2 separate regions of the Homo sapiens genome follow, and region 2 is linked to region 1. A link is a contact called in ENCODE Hi-C or POLR2A ChIA-PET data. All regions are on one chromosome and are shown on one strand. The core of a region is the stretch at or near the end of the contact, and the rest is flanking DNA. Distances in the headings are between cores, read along the strand shown. Region 1 holds the start of TFCP2L1 (transcription factor CP2 like 1). Region 2 holds the start of LINC01823 (long intergenic non-protein coding RNA 1823).

Evidence for each region. A loop is a pair of places that touch in the nucleus more often than their neighbours do. ChIA-PET counts read pairs that join two places held with the same protein, here RNA polymerase II (POLR2A). Pooled maps may share reads with other maps.
Region 2: a pooled map shows a loop between it and region 1 (2.3-fold over the local background). The contact joins the promoter of LINC01823 here to the promoter of TFCP2L1 in region 1. A Hi-C loop is called at or near these places in 1 of 50 pooled maps. POLR2A ChIA-PET finds 5 or more read pairs at or near these places in 2 of 52 experiments (AG04450 and activated CD4-positive, alpha-beta T cell).

The regions. Positions count from the first base shown.
Region 1 is chr2:121,283,386-121,286,624 of GRCh38, reverse strand. TFCP2L1 (transcription factor CP2 like 1) reads left to right here and starts at 1,423. Exons shown (of 15, transcript NM_014553.3): 1 at 1,423-1,577. The coding sequence starts at 1,516. RefSeq lists a silencer at 1,258-1,397.
Region 2 is chr2:121,788,914-121,792,564 of GRCh38, reverse strand. It overlaps LINC01823 (long intergenic non-protein coding RNA 1823), which reads right to left and starts at 2,162. Exons shown (of 5, transcript NR_183364.1): 1 at 2,046-2,162. It overlaps LOC105373590 (a long non-coding RNA gene), which reads left to right and starts at 2,201. Exons shown (of 3, transcript XR_923272.2): 1 at 2,201-2,708. RefSeq lists an enhancer at 1,759-2,420.

The DNA.
Region 1 (3,239 bases), core at 174-2,673:
GAGTGGGGAGTTCTGGACCAGGTCCCCAAGGGATGTCATTTGACTGGATTAATACTCAGGGACAGAATCCCCATCTCCTCTGTGCCAGGTGCTGTGCCATGTACTGGAGAACCGGATAGCACCTGGATAGGGGTCAGGGCTCCAGGGAACTCCACTCCCTCCTAATGGCCCTCCCCTCCACCCCATGACCCACTGTCTACACTGCTGCCAGACTGATCTTTCCAAAAGGCAAATCATACATGTGACTCCTCTGCTTAAAACACAGAATAAAATCCTAGCTCCTTGTCCTGGCCTGCCAGGCCCTCTGATCTTCCCCGCCCTCCTCACCTCATCTCCTAAGCTCTCCTCAAGACCAGCCATGCCAAGTAGGTCTTCCTCAAGGCTTTGGCAGTCACTGTTGCCAAGGGGGTAGGGAACTATGCCTGGAACTATTTTTCCCTAGGTGATGTTCACAGAGATGCTTCCTTTGCATCCATCAGGTCTCAGCTCAATGTCACCTCCTCCAGGAAGGCTTCTCTGATTACTCTTTTGGTGCATTCCTTTTTTCTTTTTTTATGTTTACTCAACAAACATTTATCTTAACTATGTCCCATGCACTGTTCTAGGCAGTGCAGGTAACGGGGTGTTAAGCGAGCCAGGCCCTGTCCTCTTGGAGCTTACAGTCTAATGGGAAAGACAATCAGTACACAAGTAAAAATAAAAAATAAAAAAATGTCGGCCTGACTCGGGGGCTCACGCCTGTAATGCCAGCACTTTGGGAGGCCAAGGTGGGCGGATCACCTGAGGTCAGGAGTTCGAGACCAGCCTGGCCAACATGGCGAAACCCCGTCTCTACTAACAATAAAAAAATCAGTCAGGCGTGATGGGGGGCGCTTGTAATCCCAGCTACTCAGGAGGCTGAGGTAGGAGAATTGCTTGAACCTGGGAGGAGAGGTTGCAGTGAGCCCCGAGATCGCGCCACTGCACTCCAGCCTGGGTGGCAGAGCGAGACCCCGTCTCAAAAAAAAAAAAACCAACAAAAAAACCCCCATGATTTCAGAGCGTCTGAAGTGCTATGAAAAAACAAGAGCGAGGAAAGGCGACAGAGAGGGCCTAGGCTGGAAATCTCGGAGCCGCTCTGGAGACCGGCCCTGGGCGTAGAGTGGGGAGCAGAGGCCAGAGGGGCCGTGTGGAGCGGGTTGGGGGCGGCAAGGGTCACCTGAGCCCCACATCGGAGTTTGGGGAGAGCACCCGGCCGGCCCTAGAGCCCTCTGGTCTGGCCGCCCCGGAGGCGCGCTCGCTCGCCGGAAAGGCACGCGCGGGAGTCAGCCAGGTGCGGCTGCCGCGGGGAGCCGCCCTCCGGGCCGCGCTTCCTGGGGGGCGGGTCTCACCGCTGTCCCGCCCCTGGGCCGCCGATAAATGCGCCGAGCCGGCCGGCACCGCGGGTTCGGAGCGCGAAGCCGCCGCTGGGTCCTCGGCGCGCCCCGCGTCTGCGCTTGCTGCCGCGCCCCGGTCGGCGCGCTGGGAGTTCCAGCCATGCTCTTCTGGCACACGCAGCCCGAGCACTACAACCAGCACAACTCCGGCAGCTACCTGCGGTAAGGGCCGCGCGCGGTCCCCGCGGGTCTCGGGCCGGGCCGGCGGGCCGGGCGCCGTTGGACGTCCAGGGGCGGAGAGGGGGCGCCCCTGCTGGGCCCTGGCCTCCCCGCTGTCCGCCCTCTGGGGACTGAGAGACCCGCCCAGCGTCCCGCCTAGGGACTGACAGATGGACGCCGGCGGGACCCGACGTGCGGAGTTGGGGGCCCGCTGGGGAGGCGAGCGCGCAGAGCCCTATGTCTGCGAGGGCTCCTCCCAGGCGGCAGAGAGGGTGCAGGGCGCGCACCTGCCGGCCCGCCGCCTCCCCTGGCCCGTCCGCCCCCTGCGGCCCTCCTCTCCCCCGCGTATCGGAGAAGCAGAGGAAACTTCCTGCCAGCAGCCTGGTGCCCGGCCCGGGGAAGTTCGTCCCCTGCTCTTTGCCCGTCTCCGCCGGGGCCCCTCTCCCAGCCTCGCGCCCTCTGCAGTGCCCTTCCTTGGACGAGGGGCGGGCGGCGGGCTCGGAGGGGCAGGCCGCCCCACTTCCCGCGATGGTCTTGCGCGTGTTCGCCCGAGGCCCGCGTGGTTATTGCCCTTGATGGAAATCTTTCTTCTGCTGGAGGGATTTGAGTAGTGCCCTTCAGAGGGGAAAGTAAGTCCTGCGTGTTTTGCACAGTTCCCCACAGGCCCCTCTTAGCAGTAGGACCCCGTGTGCTCTCGCTCCCGGAGGATTGTTTTTCCCTGTTCTGCTGCTGGCCGGGACTAATGGGCAGTCATTTCACTTTGTGAACTCGCCTGAACCAGCTTTAGCCTGTCCTTATTTCCATCTTAGTCACAGTTTATGAAATGTGCCTAATTTAACCCAAAGGGCATTTGATATGGGCTCAAGGAAAATGAATGATGAGGCCGAAGGAGTCACAGGCATTGACAGCCCCCATACTAGAGCTACCTTTAAGTGCTAGTTTTGGCCCCAAGAAGTTCCCACTTAGATCTTAAAACGTTATTTGTAATTCCTGGCTGCTGGTAGGTATTTGTCCTCCCTGAAGACATCCCCTTTTCCTGGAGGCGGGGGAATGATTGGGTTTAGTGGATGTATCTGCTGTTTTTATTCATGGGCCAAAGTAGTCGGAGATGGCAAAGGTCTAGAGCCTTAAAGGCTGACAGCCACCCGGCAGACCACGGTGATGTCACCAGAGGGAAGCCCAGGAGGAGATGTTAATCACCCAGAGATTAAGTGTCCATTCACTTGCAAGAAATGCTACAATGGAATACATTTTTACTGTACTGAAGTTTTAGTTGTAGCTTTGGCTAAGTTTTAGTTTGCTGCCATTAAGTATGTTGCCATATCTTAACAATGAGTTTGAAGGTGACCCTGAGTTGAAGGTGAGTGTACTTGAAACTTCCTAGATACCTACAATGTCCTCACCCCGTTAGGGAACAATTCTCCCTTGCCTGGGAGGTACAGTTCTGACATCTGCTACCGAGATGGAAGTTTGTCTGGAGTAGCTCAGGTACCTTTTAGGATTTGGTGAAAGGAGGAGGGTGAGCGTTGGGAGTGGGTGGTGCTGTAAAGCCATATTGGCTTCTGGGGTCATCGGGGGACCATGGATAAAGAAGTCCTTGCCCTTTTTTATTTCACTTCTTGGAAGCTGGGAGTTTTGCCCTCAGTGAGGGCCAAGGTGGCGGTT
Region 2 (3,651 bases), core at 913-3,412, 510 kb before region 1:
ACATGCATCATAGAAGATGGGAGGAGAAAAACTGGCCCACCCAATGACAATGAAAAGGACCTTTGGACTGGCCAAGCGGACAAAAAAAAAAAAACCTTACTTTTCAAAAAAAGAAAATTTAAAAGTATTACGAACACAAATTCTTTTTTTTTTTCTTTTGAGACAGTGTCTTGCTCTGTCACCCAGGCTAGACTGTAGTGGTAGGATCATAGCTCACTGCAGCCTCCAACTCCTGGGCTTAAGTGATCTTCCCGCTTCAACCTCCCGAGTAGCTGGAACTATAGATACACACCACCACACACGGTTAGTTTTTTTGTGTTTTTATTTTTTTATAGAGACAGGTTCTCACTATGTTGCCCAGATTAGTCTCAAATTCCTGGCCTCAAGCCATCCTCTGATCTTGGCCTTCCAAAGAGCTGAGGTTACAGGCGTGAGCCACCGCACCTGGCCATAAATGCAAATTCTTTTATACGAAATTCCAAATACTGATGAAAAAATGTATTGACATAGCCAAGCAAAACTGCCCTGCAAATTTCCATTTCCTCACATAAATCACTCTTCTTATGTTTCTCTGCACCACAGCATGAGGCTTTTCTTTTGCTTTATCTTCACATAAAACGTCATCAAAGCATCTCATAAATTTGATTTGCAAATTCAACGTGTCACACCCATAACCCTGTCCCTCTGCAAAACAGAATCTCGACCAGCTGCTCTGAATACACCTCTAGAACAATGCCTGGAAGAGCTCATCAGCACAGGACATTGTGAAGACAACAAAACAACTTATGAATAACTGAACTCCCACTACAAAATGGGAAGTGCGTGAAACTGAGTATCGATATGTACAAACTAAACGTATAGCAGGATCCTGATATTAATTTTCAGCCCTTCCACCTAAGGAACCAGTAAAAACTCTAAACTGACCATCCCATTCTGTTCTTTTTTCATGTCTTCTATACAGGGCTGTTGCTTCCTTTAAAATCAGGGTCCATATTGTTACTTGCCAGAAATTTACAGGAAATCTCTGCCAACATTGTAATACAAAAATTCACCTGACATACCAAGTACTTTCTGCAATTGTAATGCTAAGGGTTGCTTCCTCCAACACAACCTGCTCTTGGTGTTTACATTTCCCTGGGGATGGCTTCCCACTCTCCGCAGCTTCAGAATCACTGTGTTCCGCCCACATTCGACAGAAGAGAGGGAGATTTTAAGTTTTATCTTTCTTGCTAGCTAGTCAAAGGTGTCTCCATATTAGGGTCCAGGGTGAAGATGCTTTCCTCTCTTGCACTGTCTCTCTCAACGTCTTTTAGCCACTGTCACCATCCCCAAGGTCACCATGATACTTCTATGTGACTGCCCTGACCTACGTCTTGAAAGAAGCTGGTCAACTCAGGACCTCATGGAACATATTTGTAGCTCCTGTCACACGGGCTACATGAGCACAGAAAGTCCAAATCACGAATTTTTTTAGAGCTGGCAGAGACTCTACAAATCAACTCCATCCCCCTCATTGTGGAAATAAGGAAACTGAGATGAGAAGAGGCGGGGAAGGGAGAGGAGGGGAGAGGAAGGAAGGAGAGGGGAGGAAAGGAGAAGACAGGAGAGATTCATTCATGTTTGCACAGTACAGAGAACAGAAGTTGCATCTCCTAACTCTTTAATGTCTCAAATAGGAATCATTCTGGATTCCAGACTCGCCATGGAGATGGGGCTGCCAGTGAGGATCTCTCTCCTCTACTGCTCTCCTGCAGGCCCATGCCTTCCATCTGTTACTGACTACTAAGCCTCCCTTTCCATCCCTTCCCTGGGCTTGGCTTACAGGTGTCCAGTGGAAGTGTCCACAGGCAGGGCCAGCTTCACAGGAAAGAAACCTGGACGGTCCCACAAGACCCCACATATAGAAAGACCCTGTGCTTTACTTAAATTTCTGCTGCCACCGTCTTGAAATTCTTAGTAGTTTTTGAACATACAGGGACCCCCCACATTTTCATTTTGCACTGGGCACTTACAACTACATAGCCAGTCCCATCCACAGTACATACCACATGAATTAGTCACCTTTGACTAGCTAGCAAGAAACACAAAGCTTCAGAATCTCCCTCTCACCCTGAGTGTGGGTGGAACCCAGAGCGATGACAATGCTACAGTGACCTCACCCACATTTCTCTTCCAGGGAGGGTCAAGAGTGTGAGCAAGAAGATCAATAAAAATTATCACTAAGCATCCTCCCTCCCTGGGCTTCGGGTTCCAGAAAACAACCCTTGTCCCCCAGCCCCAACTACCTATCTGTGAATATACAGCAAGTGCCCCCTTGGCCTAATTAACTAACCTCTCTGAGCCCCTGTTCTTTCTTTCCTCCAATTATAAAGGCCATAAATGCTCATTACAGAAAAATTGAAAACTACAGGAAAATAGAAGGAAGAAAAGGTCACCTGCCTTATTTAACACACATATTTTCTCTATAAGGTACATCGCAGCCTTACTATCTGAGCGTCATCACTGTTAACACTTTCGAGTTTTCCTTCTGGCCTTCGTTCCATGCCTACACTTTTTCACATATGTAAGGAAAGACCACCTTCTTCCCAGCAAGAAACAGTATTGGTCATCTTGGGAGCTTCTGCTGCTGGTGGCCTAGAGAGCCAGATGAAGGAGTAGAGAAATGGCAGCTGACTGCAGGATGGTACAAGAAGGGGAGGAGAGGAGAGGTGAGGAGAGAGGAGGGGAAGGGAGGGGAGGGGAGAGGGGAGAGGACGGGAGGGGAGGGGAGGGGAGGCAGCACCGTGGTTCTGCCGAGCATCGCGTGCTCTCTACATAGTGGTGGGGCTGGGGAAAAGAATCCAGACCTGCTGCAACCAGCCCAGCAGGTGACAAGGACCCCCTCCGCCCCAGCAGTGCCCTGCTCCTGTCACAGTTCCTATTGCAACCAGTATGGCAGGGGGTGGAAGTAAACAGGGACAAGAAATCTTCCACAGCTTTGGGGATGAGATCCTCAAGGAGCTGAGTAGACGTGGATTGTGGGTCATTTCTTTCAACCATAGCCCTTGTAGACTAATGGGAAAGAGTGCAGTGGCTAAGACTAGCCTCCCTCCATGACCAGAGGAAGAGACTTCCAAGGAGGTGCTGGTGAGGGGTGGCGAGAAGGGAGGAAGGCACTGCAGGTGTTCATTGCCCCCTACCCACCCTGCAGGCTGATGGCATTTGGGAAACACCTGCAATGTGAAGGAGTTATCACATCGTACACAGAACTGCATATCCTGGTTTTCCACATGACACTATATCATAAGTGATTTTCAATCTTATGATAAAATCTTGATAAATACTTTATTATTTTCCATTATGTAGATATACTGTAATCTATTTGGCACTACAATGAACATCTTTGTAGTTAAAGTTTTTCAGTATTTAGGATTATTCCTTCAGGCTATAATCTCAGGAAATAAGTAATTAGATTCAAATACTGTGCATTTTTCAGATACTCAATACACTGCTTTCCAAATTACACTAATTTACAATCCAACCAGATTAGATGACAGTGCTGCACATGGGAAAACACACATATACATATACACTCAATTCTCATTATTCCTGGTAGTTATGTTCTATAAAGTCATTACAAGCACTGAATTACAAATACTGAACTATGGCTCC